Regions from separate parts of the Mus musculus genome. Here region 2 is linked to region 1. Evidence: chromatin loops called from intact Hi-C (ENCODE). Cell type or tissue: left cerebral cortex. All regions are shown on one strand.

Region 1 (8,000 bases):
TGACCCTATGGTATGCTTATAGACAGGATACTAGCATGGCTGTCCTCTGAGAGGCCCAACAAGCAGCTGGCTGAGACAGATACTTACACCCTGAAATCAAGGACCCCTGTGGTTGAAGTAGGGAAATGCTGTAAGAAGCTGAGGAGAAGTGCAAGCCCATTGGAAGACTAGCAGTCTCAATTAACGTGGACCCCTGAGATCTCTCAGACACTGAGCCACCAACTAGGCAGCATGCAGAAGCTGGTGTGGGGCCCTCAACACATATATAGCAGAAGACTGCCTGGCCTGGCTTCAGTGGGAGAAGACGTGCCTAACCTTTGAGAGACTTGAGGCCCCAGTGAGTGGAGAGGCCTGGCTGGGGTGGGGACATTCTCTTGGAGACACAGGGGAGGAGAAATGGAATAAGGAACTATTGGAGGGTGGACTGGGAGTGGGGGCAATGACTGGACTATAAAAAAAAACTAAAAGTAATAAAAACTAAATAAATAATTTAAAAAAAGATAGATCACAGAAAACAAGAATGTTCTTGCCCAGACAAACCACTGTAAATAAATTTGTGTGTGCATGACTTTTTGTTGTTGACAAGTAAATCGTATATGTATTTGTGGTGTATAGCATGGCAGCTTAACCATACAGAATGGCTAAATCTAGCTATTACAAATGTATTACTGCACATTCTTAGCCTTCTGTACCGAGAACACTTAAAATTTACTCTCATGGTTTTCAAGTGTATAGTCTGCTCTTGTTAAAAATTCTCACCACAATTTATTCTGCCTAATTGAAATGTTTTGTCCTTCAACAAATCTCTCTAATTATAGAAATTGTGATTATTATTAACTTTATGAGTCAAAAGGATGAAATAACCTTACTAGATTTACGTATTCTCCCCACAAAGACATGACTAATTATTGTGTTCTTGCAATCTACTCGTTCTTGTCTTGACAGTCTTAACTAGTCCAACAAGACACAGGAAAATCTGTCTAGGGGACCAAGGGAGAAAGGAGAGGTACAAAATGGCCACACTGACACTACAAGAGGGAATATCCCTCCTTACTTCAAACTCTTGGGTACCGTGGGAGTGAGGGGGGACTGATTCTGTATGTCCAGGGACCTGGTCCAGTGTTTCTTTTCCATCCGGTGCCATACTCCATCTCTTTTCCCTGTTGTAAAGGAGCCCGGGAAACAATCTTCCTATTTTTTTTTATTATTAGGTATTTTCCTCGTTTACATTTTCAATGCTATCCCAAAGGTCCCCCATACTCACCCCCCCCAATCCCCTACCCACCCACTCCCCCTTTTTGGCCCTGGCGTTCCCCTGTACTGCGGCATATAAAGTTTGCAAGTCCAATGGGCCTCTCTTTGCAGTGATGGCCGACTAGGCCATCTTCTGATACATATGCAGCTAGAGTCAAGAGCTCCGGGGTACTGGTTAGTTCATAATGTTGTTCCACCTATAGGGTTGCAGTTCCCTTTAGCTCCTTAGGTAATTTCTCTAGCTCCTCCATTAGGGGCCGTGTAACCCATCCAATAACTGACTGTGATCATCCACTTCTGTGTTTGCTAGGCCCCGGCATAGTCTCACAAGAGAGAGCTATATCTGGGTCCTTTCAGCAAAATCTTGCTAGTGTATGCAATGGTGTCAGAATTTGGAAGCTGATTATGGGATGGATCCCTGCATATGGCAATCACTAGATGGTCCATCCTTTCGTCACAGCTCCAAATTTTGTCTCTGTAACTCCTTCCATGGGCGTTTTGTTCCCATTTCTAAGAAAGGGTAAAGTGTCCACACTTTGGTCTTTGTTCTTCTTGAATTTCATGCGTTTGGCAAATTGTATCTTATATCTTGGGTATCCTAAGTTTCTGGGCTAATATCCACTTATCAGTGAGTACATATTGTGTGAGTTCCTTTGTGAATGTGTTACCTCACTCAGGATGATGCCCTCCAGGTCCATCCATTTGGCTAGGAATTTCATAAATTCATTCTTTTTAATAGCTGAGTAGTACTCCATTGTGTAGATGTACCACATTTTCTGTATCCATTCCTCTGTTGAGGGGCATCTGGGTTCTTTCCAGCTTCTGGCTATTATAAACAAAGCTGCTATGTGGAGCATGTGTTCTTCATGCTTGGTTGGGACATCTTCTGGATATATGCCCAGGAGAGGTATTGTGGGATCCTCCGGTAGTACTATGTCCAATTTTCTGAGGAACCGCCAGACTGATTTCCAGAGTGGTTGTACAAGCTTGCAATCCCACCAACAATGGAGGAGTGTTCCCCTTTCTCCACATCCTCGCCAGCATCTGCTGTCACCTGAGTTTTTGATCTTAGCCATTCTGACTGGAGTGAAGTGGAATCTCAGTGTTGTTTTGATTTGCATTTCCCTGATGATTAAGGATGTTGAACATTTTTTCAGGTGCTTCTCTGCCATTCGGTATTCCTCAGGTGAGAATTCTTTGTTCAGCTCTGAGCCCCATTTTTTAATGGGGTTATTTGATTTTCTGGAGTCCACCTTCTTGAGTTCTTTATATATATTGGATATTAGTCCCCTATTCGATTTGGGATAGGTAAAGATCCTTTCCCAATCTGTTGGTGGTCTTTTTGTCTTATTGACGGTGTCTTTTGCTTTGCAGAAGCTTTGCAATTTTATGAGGTTCCATTTATTGATTCTTGATCTTACAGCACAAGCCATTGCTGTTCTATTCAGGAATTTTTCCCCTGTACCCATATCTTTGAGTCTTTTCCCTACTTTCTCCTCTATAAGTTTCAGTGTCTCTGGTTTTATGTGGAGTTCCTTAATCCACTTAGATTTGACCTTAGTACAAGGAGATAGAAATGGATCAATTCGCGTTCTTCTACATGATAACTGCCAGTTGTGCCAGCACCATTTGTTGAAAATGCTGTCTTTTTTCCACTGGATGGTTTTAGCTCCCTTGTCAAAGATAAAGTGACCATAGGTGTGTGGATTCATCTCTGGGTCTTCAATGAGAGCACAGTTCTGAAATCAGTGTGAAGTTGAACTTAATTCTACACATTGAACACCAGAGGGCAGAGCACCACTACAGAAAAATCAAAACAGCAAAGACATCCAGGGAAATGTCTCCAGAAGCTGAATGCAGTTAAGTTTCCCTGTGTTGAGTGTCGGAATCACAGATTCATGTTTATACTCTCAGACATTGTTTCTACTGAAAGCGCCCACCCCAGATAGTGTCCCCCAAATGTCTGAATGTATTCAGGTATTTCTATCCCTAATGTATAGGCATTTCTGTTGCTTGAAGAGAAAAGGGAGTGAGACAGGAGAGTGTAAAAGTATGTGGAGGAACAACAGCTGGGCTATCACTGAACATCATCCCAGACAAGGGAAACACATTAGTACCTCTGGATATTAAGTGCATCCATGTCATACAAAAGAAGGGAAAGTGAAGCAAATCAAACTAAAAGGACTGGGCTCTTCCTGTCTTGCTGTCAGATGATCACATTCTAGACCCTCCGTGAAGCTCAAATTCAAGGTGACCTTCAAAGTTGGTTGCAGAGCATTTAAGTAGTCTTTGTGGATTGACATGAGGTGGTATAATTTCTGAAGTTGTTGTATTCGTAAATTAACATAATTTAACTTTAAAGATCTGTTGACCACGGAAGCAAAGATCAGAGATGAGTTTGAAGTAAAAGACAATAGTGATAAAATTCTTTGCACTTTATGTGTTATAGGAATTTAATTGGCAGGATTACCTATGGATATATAGAAAAGGACCAGAGTAGTCCCCAGATGCTACAGTTTTCTGGCTTCACTGCCACAACTCAGGGAAACATTATATAAGGGCCCACCTGTCTCTGGGTGGGCTAAGTGGAAAGAGTTCTGGTTAGAGACACAAAAGTCTGGCACTTAAGGTCCAGTTTGTGCTTGCTCTGCCAGTCTCCTCTGGAGACGTTACTGAGCTGGTCTGGATCTCAGTTTTTACCTTTGAAAGTGACAATTATTCATAGAATGCAGTCACCCACTGAGCAGCAGAGCTGTTTTGTAATCCGACAGCTGTTTACAACACTCCTAATGATTCTTTCTCAAGCATCAGGATGATGTGTGAATAAAGAATGAGGACTCAGGATCAACTATCCCAAGGTTGTCTTCCAAGGTCATGGAAAATTACAATGTCAAATTCGTCTGATACTGCTCTATTCTCAGATACAAGCATACATTTTCCCTTTTTGGAGTTTAATTGGTTCCTTATGGTATAGGAAGCAGCACATAGAAAGAATTAAATAGACACACAACTGGAGCAGACTGCTTTATGAAGATCTGCCCTCTGTGGACTGAGGAAGAACATTGTGTACTAACACTGCCTCCCATCTCAGCAGTGCATTGAGCCTTCATTTGGAGGAAATCAATACTGGCAAGCCTGAAAGAAAGATTTGCTCCTTTCCATTTGTTATCTGAGATGCCTTCAGACATTTCACATACCCGTAGCTCATCAGTCTCAGTCTCCTATCACAGTCACTTAACAAAACAGAGGAATGATGTAGGGAAGGCTGTTTGGGCTGCAGGTGGGGAGTGCCAAGGTTTCAGTCAGAAGGCTCTTTGGAGCCCTCTAGTCTAATTCCTTACTGTAGAGTTAGCAGCCAAGAAGTGACTGACCTACACAGGCTGCACAGGTGAAAGGAGGTGACAAGGCTAGAACTTAGATTTGTCGATGCCACCATCAGGCCCTCATCCAGGCCTGCATCCTGACGCCAAGATTCAGAGAAAGAAGACATGTTTACCTTCTCTGATTCCCTGATATGGAGCATGCATGTACCCAGGGTGTAAGGCTTTCAAGGAAAGGGTTAGTAGTAGTTTAAAACATAGACTTACAGCAAGATTTTGCTGAAAGGACCCTGATATAGCTGTCTCTTGTGAGGCTATGCCAGTGCCTGGCAAATACAGAAGTGGGTACTTACAATCATCTATTGGATGGAACACAGGGCCCCCAATGGAGGAGATACAGAAAGTACTCAAGGAGCTTAAGGGGTCTGAAACCCTATGGGAGGAACAATATGAACTAACCAGTACCCCCAGAGTTTGTGTCTCTAGCTGCATATGTAGCAGAAGATGGCCTAGTCAGCCATCATTGGGAAGAAAGGCCCCTTGGTCTTGCAAACTTTATATGCCCAGTACAGGGGAATGCCAGGGCGAAGAAGTGGGAGTGGGTGGGTAGGGGAGCGGGGCGGGGGGAGGGTATAGGGGACTTTTGGGATAGCATTCAAAATGTAAATGAATAAAATACCTAATAAAAAATTGAAAAAAAAACACAGGCTTGTGGTCTGAAATTTTTATCAGTTCTTACAAAAATGTGTGTGTGTGTGTGTGTGTGTGTGTGTGTGTGTGTGTGTATGAAGTATGATTCAGTCTCTTTAGTCATAGAAGTCATATCATATGCTGAGGGTTGTTTATTACATGTAAAATAATTAAAACTTAAAATTATGAAAAAAGCCCTATGCAACTGATGCTTGTCTTACCTATGGCTAAGAAGCTTGCAGTCACTAAACACAAATAATGTAGCTCTGGACCCCATACTTGAACTACAGTACTCAAAACTCCTTCAATTCCATGTCAAACAATTCAGCAAACACATGCACCTGCCAGAAGGTGACAATACATCTAGGTTGTGCCTGCACGTTGTGTGCCAGACAGTTGATCAAGATCTCCCATTGTCTTGCGACATGAGAAAGAAATTCATCACCTGCACTTCTTTGGGAAACAGTATGTGTTACTGTGTCACTCCATAAGTGTAAATTGTTACTCTTGGGTTTTTTGTTTGTTTGTTTGTTTTGTTGTTTGTTTGTTTGTTTGTTTGCTTGTTTTCGAGACAGGGTTCTCTGTATAGCCCTGGCTGTCCAGAAACTCAATTTGTAGACCAAGATGGCCTTGAACTCAGAAATCCGCCTACCTCTGCCTCCCAAGTGCTAGAATTAAAGGCAAGTGCCACCACTGCCCAGCTGTGAATTGTTACTCTTTATCACTAGAGTCTCTATGTGGATTAGCTTATTTTAAAGCTAATGTACACTGAGTCATTTGGGCAGATCCAGGAAAAGCTTGGCATGCAGATGACAGCATTTCACCCAAAGAATTTCATAATGATTTGGTCCCACAGTGAGAGTGGTCCAGACTGGACATTCTCAAGCAGTTTTCTACCCAAAATATTAATTATTCATAATGCCTTTAAATACTCTTCTATGATGAAATGTTAAGTGGCATATTAAATATTCATCACGATGCACCTAGTGCAAAGCCATGGGTAGAACAGAGCAAAACAAGTGTGATTCGCATTATATATCTTTAATTCAAGGCACTGCAAGCCCTAGGAGGCTAGAACTCTATCCTATTCTAAAAGAAAACCAGGAAAGCCAATTTGCAGCAGCCCTTCACATCCTGCCAAACTGTCTTTATAGTCTTGGCAAAACATCTTTTCCTTTTTTTTTTTTAATCTTTTCAAAATTGAGGTATAACTTATATGAATATATATGCACACCCACAATAACCAACACCTACATCATGTTATAGAATACTTATAGCAGCCTAGAAGTTTTCCTTCTGCTTCTTCCAAGTCAATATCCATCCCACACACGTACAAAGTCAGTATTTTGACAAAAAGTTGTTTTTAAGTCTAACTTACATTCTTCCTGCTGTCATTGCTTTGACGTCTTATCCTTTTAAACTTGAAGCACAGCCAAGGAGTCATCACTGCCCATTGATTTCAAGTTGGCTGAAGTTTGGAAACGGAAAACAGGAGGCTCCCGGGGTTGTTCAGGAAAAGATGGTAAGTAGGGCTTGAGTGTGGAACAGCTTAGAGAAAAGGCAGAACAGAGAGATCTGTGGATGTTGTGTAAGTGGTGACTTCAGAAGTGGAGAGGTGAAAGTGAAGGAAAAAGTGGGGTCAGGTACTGCTTCTGGGTTCTGACAAAAGCATCTTGGAGGATGCAACCATTTGCTTAGAAAGAGAAGATGTCTCCATATTTGCTCCTGCGAGTATTTGTTCTCCTTCTAAGAAGGACCAAAGTATCCACAATTTGGTCTTCCTTCTTTTTGAACTTCATGTGGTCTGTGAATTGTATCCTTGTTATTTGGAGCTTTGTGGTTAGTATCCACTTAACAGTGAGGGTATACCATGTGTTTTCTTTTTCAATTGGGTTACCTCACTCAGGATGATATTTTCTAGTTCTATTTATTTGCCTAAAAACTTCATGAATTCACCTTTTTTAATAGCTGAGTAGTACTCCATCCCAGAGACTGCCCCACCTGGGTGTTCATCCCATATACAGTTACCAAACCCAGACACTATTGTGGATGCCAAGAAGTGCATGCTGTAAGGAACCTGATATGGCTGTCTCCTGAGAGGCCCTGCCAGAGCCTTACAAATACAGAGGCAGATGTTAGTAGCCAACCATTAGACTGAGCCTGAGGTCCCTAATAGAGGAGTTAGAGAAGAGACTGAAGGAGTTGAAGGGGTTTGCAACCCCATAGGAAGAACAACAATATCAACCAACCAGACTCCTCCACCAGAACTCCCATGCATTATTCCATCAACAAAGGAGTACACATGGCTCCAGCTGCATAGGTAGCATTGGATGGCCTCGTCATGCATCAATGGAAGGAGAGGTCCTTAGTCCTGTGAAGGCTTGATAGATGCCCCAGTGTAGGGGAATTGAGGGCAGGGAGATAGGAGTGGATGGGTGGTGGAGGAAGCAGGGCAGGGAGAATGTGATAGGGGGTTTCCGGGAGGGAGGGAAACCACTGGGAAAGGGGATAACATTTGAAATGTAAATAAAGAAAATATCCAATAAAAGAAGAAGGAGGAGGAGGAGGAGGGGGAGGGGGAGGGGGGAAGTGGGAGAAGGAGACAGAGAGGAAGGAGGAGGAGAGGGAGAGGGACGGGGAGAGGGGAGGGGGAGGAGGGAGGGGGAGGAGGAGGAGGAGGAGGAGGAGGAGGAGGAGGAGAAGAAGAAGAAGAAGAAGAAGAAGAAGAAGAAGAAG
Region 2 (8,000 bases), 290 kb after region 1:
CAAACCCAAGGCTTCCTCATATTTTCCCTGGCGTCTAGAAACCTGTCACCATAGAGACAGATGCACCCTTCTCTCCCAGGCAAATAGGGAGGCAACAGGGGCCCTTAATGCACAAACCTAAGAGGTCCAGGGAAAAGAATCCAAGAGACCTTTTTCCTAGCTGACTTACAAAGTAAAATTATTTTCCCCAAGATCAGTAGGTTCTGGTCCCCACTGATAATAGCAGCTGAACTGTAAGCCTCACATTGCTACCAGAATGAATTATCCTGGGCTCATTCTTTTCGGCATTGTTGCTGTTACTCAGGGTTTAAATGAAAGAGCTCTTGCCTGCATCTTTCCATCTCTTTCAGAAGATAGCTTTGTCCTTGAGCAGTCCTCACAGGGAGAGAGACACACTGCCCACGCTGTGCCCATCGACACTCTAACAAGGAAGAGATCCATGTGACCAGCCATCTGAGCCCCCTCCAGTCCTCTCTGCCTTCTATTGCTGCAAGCAACAGAACATGCTCCTGTTCCAAGAGGCAAAAAGATTAAGTTGGAGAAAGGGGCCAGACACCCCTGGAATAGAAACATCTGTGCAGTGTGGGTGGTGTTGCAGGAGTCTGTCCCTATGTATCTGCATATGTGCTCGGATGTCTTGGTAATTATGTGTGTAATATACATATGTCTATGAGTATTTGTACAAGAAGGCACACATGTGTCTATGTGTGGGCATATGTTGTTCTGCATGCCTCTAGTGTGTGTGTGTGTGTGTGTGTGTGTGTGTGTGTGTGTGTGTGTCACAGTTTCCAGACAAATTGAATGAACTCACGTGAGCATCACGCATGTGGGTTCGCTATTGTGGAATTAGAGGATAATAGGAAGAGTGTTGAGTTTGGAATTAGAACACCCATGTGTCAGTCACAGCTTCCTAGCATGGACTAGTCATATACCTTCCTGGACTCAGTGTCTCTCTGGGTTAAATGAAGATAAGGATCCCTGCCAATGACAGTGGAAACTGCCAGGCTCAAACCCCTTATGGATTTGGTATGCATTGTTAATCTGAGGTGAGCAATCACCTCACCCATTGTGCCAGGATAGGAGGAGATAGTCTTATCAGAGCACAAGAGATCAGGCCACAGAAGTCCGCCTCTGCTGGCCTTCCACTCACTGAGCATCATATGCATCTCAGGCAGCCTCTGAGAGAGCCCTGCTACTGCACCAGTAAGTGTAGAACTCAGTACCAAGAGAGGGCAAGGAAAAAGGACCCATCTCACCCTGACACTATCAGCACCCACATGGGAGGTGCTTCTGTGTGGCATAAGTGCCTCTCCAGCAACTCTTGAGGCAGAAAGCAAGGATGTCACCATAAGTCTGAGGCACCTTAAGTCAAAAGCCCTACCAACTTGTCCTTAGTCACACAGGTAGCAGATGGACAGACAACGTAGGATGAAGAGCCACACAGAAACTGAGAGCTGGCCCCTGTCTCTGCCCCCAGAGCCTGTACCCACAGCCACTCAATGTGACAGTGTTTTGCTGAAGAGAGATGAAAGTGATGGCCTTGAGAGCTAGCCTGGAGAAGACCACCAAGTCTTGCAGCTAGCTAGCCATAGAGTAAAAGAGGGAACTCAAAGATGAAGGGAGCATAAGAGAGGCCAGAAATTGCTTCCAGCAAGACAAGATCGCCCTCTCCTGTCCAGACAGAGCAGCGCCACAGTCAGTCTTCCATCTCCTTTTCTGGCAATCCTCCACTCAGAGCCCCACAAGGCAATGAAAACACGATTCCACTCTAGCCCTGCTTGAGAACTCCCTGGTCTGGTCTCCTCCATCAACTGACAGCCCTGAAACATCTGACCTTGCCAGTGACAGATACCCGTGTGCTCCCTGTCTCGGAGACCTGGGGCCTAGAGGCACAGTATACACAGTTGTCTTTGCAGATGACTTCTTGTAGTCATTATCAGACTCTCTGACAGCTGCTACCTTACTTGACTATGGAGGAGGTGTTAGGTTGCTAGGCAACCAAAGACAACCTGTGTAGAGAGGCCAAGGAATGGGCTCCAGATCCTTTCTGCTTAGTACAGCTCAGTGACCTTGCAAAGTTAGACCTGCAGCACCAGCACCAGCCACCGACATCTGCATAATGGTTAGAAGCCTATAGTGAAGTGCACAGAAAGTTCCAGGTTTGATTATGGCAGAGACCACCCACACCACAAAGACTCATCAACATCTATGTATGGACCAAAAGTCCAGACATGCTATAGAGTAGCGGTGAAGCTGGGAACATTGTGATCTGTGCAAAGGCAGTGGAAATGGGTTAGAAGCACTTCTCAGTATCTATGAAGTGCCTCAGGCCATACAACAAGTCTGTCTGGCTCTGGGGAAGAGCAGTAAGATGACAAGTAAGTCCTAGTGTATTTGAGACACCCTAGGACAGTGGGCGGCTAGACTGTTCCCCAGTGCTAGATGCTACAGGATACAAACATAGCCACCCTCTGGAGGAAAAACACGAACCAATAGCACTGAAAGGTATAGACAACCTCTAGACAGCTCTCAAGAGGACAGAAGTATCTCCACCTGGCACCCTCCAGGACAGCTTTCCCTCCAGGCAAGGTTAGAAGAGTGGCCTGCACACACGGCAGCCGAGAAGGAGGATTAAGTGTGCCATGGGGAACAAGGTCCATCTGCACACTGGTGCAGCCAGCACTGTACCGGACAAGAATACAGATTGTGAGAGGAGTCAGACATTGTGATCCCTTCAGCCATGGGTAAAAGCTCTGCTTGGAGTCAGAGCAATTCTTCGAGGCTTTGGAAGGTCCGACACATAAGAGTCATGGCTGTTATTAGAAGTCACACCAGCAAACATAACAATGGAAGCTGCTCCAAATGTCCTCGGCTCCATCCTCACTGGGGGCCCTTTCCAACCCAGAGAATGATACCACAGGCTGTGTATCCAGGGAAAGAATGAAATTCAACCTTAGTTTCTAGAAATGACCATTGAAACAAAGTAGCATGAGGCAGGGGGCTGGGGTGGGAGGTAGCTTCTATGGCCAGAGGCTGCATTAACGTTTCAGGTTTCAGACTTTTCTCTGCTAGGGTGACACACACACACACACACACACACACACACACACAAAACAAAAACAAAAACAAAAAACAAAACAAAAACAAAAACTGGTCCTCACAGGGGCAGCCCTCCTCTATAGATCCAGAAACCACAGTGAGCCCAGGTCACAGGTTGCATTCCCTCTTGCTAATAAATATCTGCTGATCCTAGCCAACTAGCAAGATAGTCGTGTCTTCTAGACACGACAGAGTTGACAGAATTTCCACAATATGATAACCTAAACAAGAGCTGCATGTATACCACACCAGTCAACATGTCATCGTGGGACATCACAAGGCCCTGCCTCTCCATGAAGAGCTACAGGCAGTCAAACAATGGATTCTGATCTGAGAAGCGGAGAATCCATTTTCTCTGAGCATAATCCCCGTAATGGAATATTCAGTATCAAGTGAACAACCCTAAGTACATATGAGCAACACTGAACAGACTCTGTGGATCATATAGATTATGTCTACAACGTATAATGAATATAGAAGAGATCATGAACTTGGGAAAGTGGAGACACAAGATGAATTGGGAGATACAAGTAACGTATCTGTACTTGTAAGTGAACTTCTCAAAAAAATTATTTTTAAAGAGCATCTGCTGATCCCTTACAATGTGAGCTGTCTCGGATCTGGGCACCATGTGAGTTCCATGCAAGGTCACACACGCAGCCCGTGGCAGCCTGCAAAGCACCCTCCCATGTCATTTCCCTTGGTCCTTACCCAGATCTTGCAGAACAGTGGCAAAGCAAGCACTCTGATCTTTGTTTGCTTGCTCTCCTTTTATCCTGAAGGATGCAGTGGCATACTGTGATGCACACTAGATCTAAAGCATGCAGCCTGGTGCTTTCTGATATGCGTATACACCTGTAAGACCATTACTGGTGCCCACTTGGTGATTCCTCCCGTCTTCCTGCCCTCTCTCCCAGGCCACTGCTGATCAGCTTTCTGCTGCTCTAGATTAGCATTTCTGAGGTTTTGTATTCATGAAGTTATTCTATATGTTCCTATCTGGCTCCTTTGACTCAGCCTATTTTCTTATTATAGATGACAACACGGAGGCTTGATGAGACACTGCAAGCAGTTAGTGTAGACAATAGTCCTGGCTCAGAGCCCAGCATGCTGCCTGCCACTCATCCTTACCACTCCATCATTCCATCCCCAGACATTAACTGAGCACTTGGGGTGGGCTGAGTTTGTAAAACTAGACATGGCCCCTACCCTCAGGAACATGCAATTACTCTTTCCTGTTTTTATTAACCAACCTTGTAAAGAATATTTACCAAATAACCACTCAGTGTGGGTGCACTGCTTAAAATGATGCTGTTTCTCAAACCCTCCACCCTCCTCCTACCTGCCACCTCAGACTGGACACTGGTACAGAGAGTGATTCAAGATAAACCCTGTCCTTCAGGAACATGCAAAAAACACAAGGAATGCCCTGCTAGGCATTGCCTGTACTCTGGACACTTGAAGAGGTTGTAGGTACTGAGGCTGAGCCCGTGGATAGTGTCCCTCCACACGGAGAGCTGAAGAGTAGTCAGTGCAGCAGGCCAGGGCACACAAAGGCAGATAAAGCTGGACTGGCCAGCATAGGTTCTGTGGCAGGTTATAGACCATCTCCACATGAGCAGGGAAGATGACAAAGAGGCAACGTAACCTAGAAGTGGGACAGCTTAGTGGTGGGTCAGGCAGAGCAGATGGAAAGGGTATGGAGTTAAGATTCCTGCATTTCCTCACATGGACCCCATTTCTACCCTTGAGTTTGCTGTAATGATGAGGAAGGGAGGTAGGGAGGGTGAAGGGCAGTTACCCACATTTAAAGAAAAGATGACTTACAATTTAGAAAGTTACATCCCATGTAATTCTCAATATAATCTCTCTCTCTCTCTCTCTCTCTCTCTCTCTCTCTCTCTCTCTCTCTCTCTCTCTCTCTCTCTTCTCTCTCTCTCTCTACCTTTTCTTTTGGGATTCAAGTTTGTACACATGAGTTCAGGTGCACCTGTCCTATTCCCAGAGGGCAGAGAAGGACAGCTAGTGTCCTGCTTTCTCTGTCTCTTCCTTATTCCCTTGAGACAGGATCTCCACTGAACTTGGCACTCACTGCTTTTTCAGCTGGACTGGCTAGCCAGAAAGTCTTAGCAAGCACACAAGCTTCTTACCTCAACACACACACACACATGGAAGGGATGGAGAGGGGGAGGGAGAGAGAACTGAAATTAGATGAGATTGTGACACACCAGTTTTCACATGGGTACCAGCGATCCAAATGAATCTCTTCATACTCGCATAGCAAACTCTCTTACCCACTAAGGCTCCTCCCAGCCCCTCAGTATAGTCTTTCAGATGGGAATTACTATTCTTCTTACCCATTTCATATACCAGAAAACTAAGAGTTATAAAATCCAGTAGTTTATTCAAAAATATTCAACCCCTAAGTAGCGAAACAAAGCTCCAAGCCAGGTCACTTTCAGCCACACAGCTAACACTTTAGGGTCACCTGTGTAGACCTAGGATTTGAGCTGCTGTCAACTGGTTCTGTTCTCAAAAATCTTACACACAGTTCTGACCTATGTTCCAACCACTTGCTCCTTGCCAAGCCTCATGCAAGGTGCCCACGTGAGTATATCTTCCGCAGTCTATATAGAAGGAGTCGCTCACTGAAATCTGGAAGGCAGCAAAGGCCACAGATGCCCAAGAGGCAGAGAAAGTGTTCAGGATTCTGACCTAACCACCTCATTCACGTACATGGATTGCGAAGCAGAACAGGGCAAGCCTCCAAAGAGCTGAGATCCCAAGATTCTATAAGCCTGGCTCCCCACCCCTCAGTCCCCTGTGGTGTAGTAGAGATGGTTCTGGGCCAAGAGACTACAACAGAGCTCACAGAACTCTGCAGCACTAGCTATAGAGTTGTTGGAAGTCACTTGCCCATACAATACAATACAGCTGTCTTCTAACTATTGCCAACCAGTGAGATAAGGGAATGTGAAATCACTTTGAAGAGACTACAATGCTGTACACAGCAGGGCTCCCTGGCCCCTGTGATGTAACTATTCCAATGCCATGGTCACTACAGATACCACCTCAGGTTAGGTCACTTACCTCTGCCTCCACACTCACTCTAGCCTGCCTGGCTAGTGTTCTTCAATAGAAACAGAAGCTGGCAGGAACCTGGAGAGTGTTCATCTATGTTCATTCATATCCAAGCTTTGGTCCTAAGCCTACCCCAAATGCCCCCTACACACAGAGATGGTATAGGGAGAGAAGGAGGGAAAGAAGGAGGGAAGGAGGGAGGGAGGAAGGGAGGGAGGGAGGGAGGGAAGGAGGGAGGGAGGGAGGGAGGGAGGGAGAGAAGGAGGGAGGGATGGATGCTAGAGAGAGGGAGTTTCACTGAAAATTATTCACTTTGATTTAGAGCTCAAAACTTCCACTGGCTAGTGTCTTCTAAATTTTCTGTGATGTGGAAACACTGGCAAACACAGCAATAGATACAATCCTCTCTCTGCCAAGCATTTCACACATGTATCACACTAACTCTACCCTCAAAGATCTCCTTCCAGATAAGGGGCTCCAGTCTTGAAGAAGACATTGTAGATCAGCCACCCTGCCTCTGTCTTTTTAGTCTTCCTGAACGCCATCCCAGACCTCACAACTTGACAGAACAGAGCAGAGCTTTGGCTGGGTGTCAAAGATGTAAACGAGAGGGTTTTAAGAAAATGACTTGACTGTTGGATGCAGAAAAGAGGAGTTAAGAGTGGCAATGGGTGTGGGAACATGCTGGATAAACTGACGGACATCACATGATTACAACTATACTTTCATTATCAAGGAGCATTAACTTTCTCCTTTTGGAGACCACCTTTAAGCCCCTGTGTTTCTAGGTCTTCCTACTCTGGAGACAGTTTGCCCCTCATCACTAGGATCATTCCTCATACTTTATTTTAAACTAGTAGATGGTGTGTACAAACTCAGAGGAGCAAAACAGTGCCAAGGAATGATTGCTGCTGGAAACACCACAGCATTCCTCCCCAAGCTATTGCTAAATCATTGCTTAATCCACTGCTATACCTTGCCTCAACAGTCAAGAGCCAGCTGAATCCTACCTTGACTCCCATATAATGAATTCCTTCTTCTTCACAGCGTCCAGTGGGTAGCAAAGACTGGGGGTCTTCATGCTGTTCTCCTGACTCCCTAGAATGGATGTGTGTAGCTGGAAAGAAATGGAGGTTGCTCTGGTCAATTTTGATAACTCGGATGAAATCCATGAAGAGCCAGGCTATGCCACAGACTTTGACCCAACCAGCTCAAAAGGCCGCCCTGGTAGCAGTCCCTTTTCCAATTGGAGAGTCCTTATCAGTGACAACACCAACCATGAAACTGCCTTCTCCAAGATCCCAGGAGAGTATGTGGATCCCCCGGGACCTGAGCCAGTGGTCTTGAATGAGGGAAACCAAAGGGTGATCATCAACATTGCTGGTCTGAGATTCGAGACTCAGCTCAGAACACTTAATCAATTCCCAGAGACACTCCTGGGAGACCGGGAGAAAAGGATGCAATTTTTTGACTCCATGAGAAATGAGTATTTCTTTGATAGAAACAGACCTAGTTTTGATGGAATCTTATATTATTACCAGTCTGGTGGGAAAATACGGCGGCCAGCCAACGTGCCTATCGATGTTTTCGCTGATGAGATCTCCTTCTATGAACTGGGTAGCGAGGCCATGGACCAGTTCCGGGAGGATGAAGGCTTCATTAAGGACCCTGAGACACTGCTGCCCACCAATGACTTTCACCGGCAATTCTGGCTTCTCTTTGAGTACCCCGAGAGCTCCAGTGCAGCTCGAGGAGTGGCTGTGGTCTCGGTTTTGGTTGTAGTCATCTCCATCACCATCTTCTGCCTGGAGACACTCCCA

What was found. A loop is a pair of places that touch in the nucleus more often than their neighbours do. Peaks named below come from ENCODE experiments on the same cell type or tissue, not always from the same donor. Only the 100,000 strongest peaks of a DNase experiment are listed, where the experiment ranks them.
Region 2: a loop joins it to region 1, with 8 times the contacts of the local background. A loop is called at or near these places in 13 of 42 quality-filtered maps.

The regions. Positions count from the first base shown.
Region 1 is chr3:106,900,313-106,908,312 of GRCm38, forward strand. Gm27008 (a long non-coding RNA gene) reads right to left here. Exons shown (of 6, transcript XR_867553.3): 5 at 6,643-6,812; 6 at 2,929-3,618. Among named protein-coding and RNA genes, the nearest start is that of Gm35507, 25 kb to the left of the region's middle. In left cerebral cortex, a CTCF peak has its summit at 3,056 (motif pointing right); DNase peaks (open chromatin) are centred at 3,071, 4,305, 4,487, 6,458 and 1 more place.
Region 2 is chr3:107,186,772-107,194,771 of GRCm38, forward strand. It overlaps Kcna10 (potassium voltage-gated channel, shaker-related subfamily, member 10), which reads left to right. Exons shown (of 2, transcript NM_001081140.1): 2 at 7,228-8,000. The coding sequence starts at 7,284. Among named protein-coding and RNA genes, the nearest start is that of Kcna10, 7.6 kb to the left of the region's middle. In left cerebral cortex, a CTCF peak has its summit at 1,670 (motif pointing left); DNase peaks (open chromatin) are centred at 60, 467, 950, 1,679 and 2 more places; H3K27ac peaks cover 497 bases.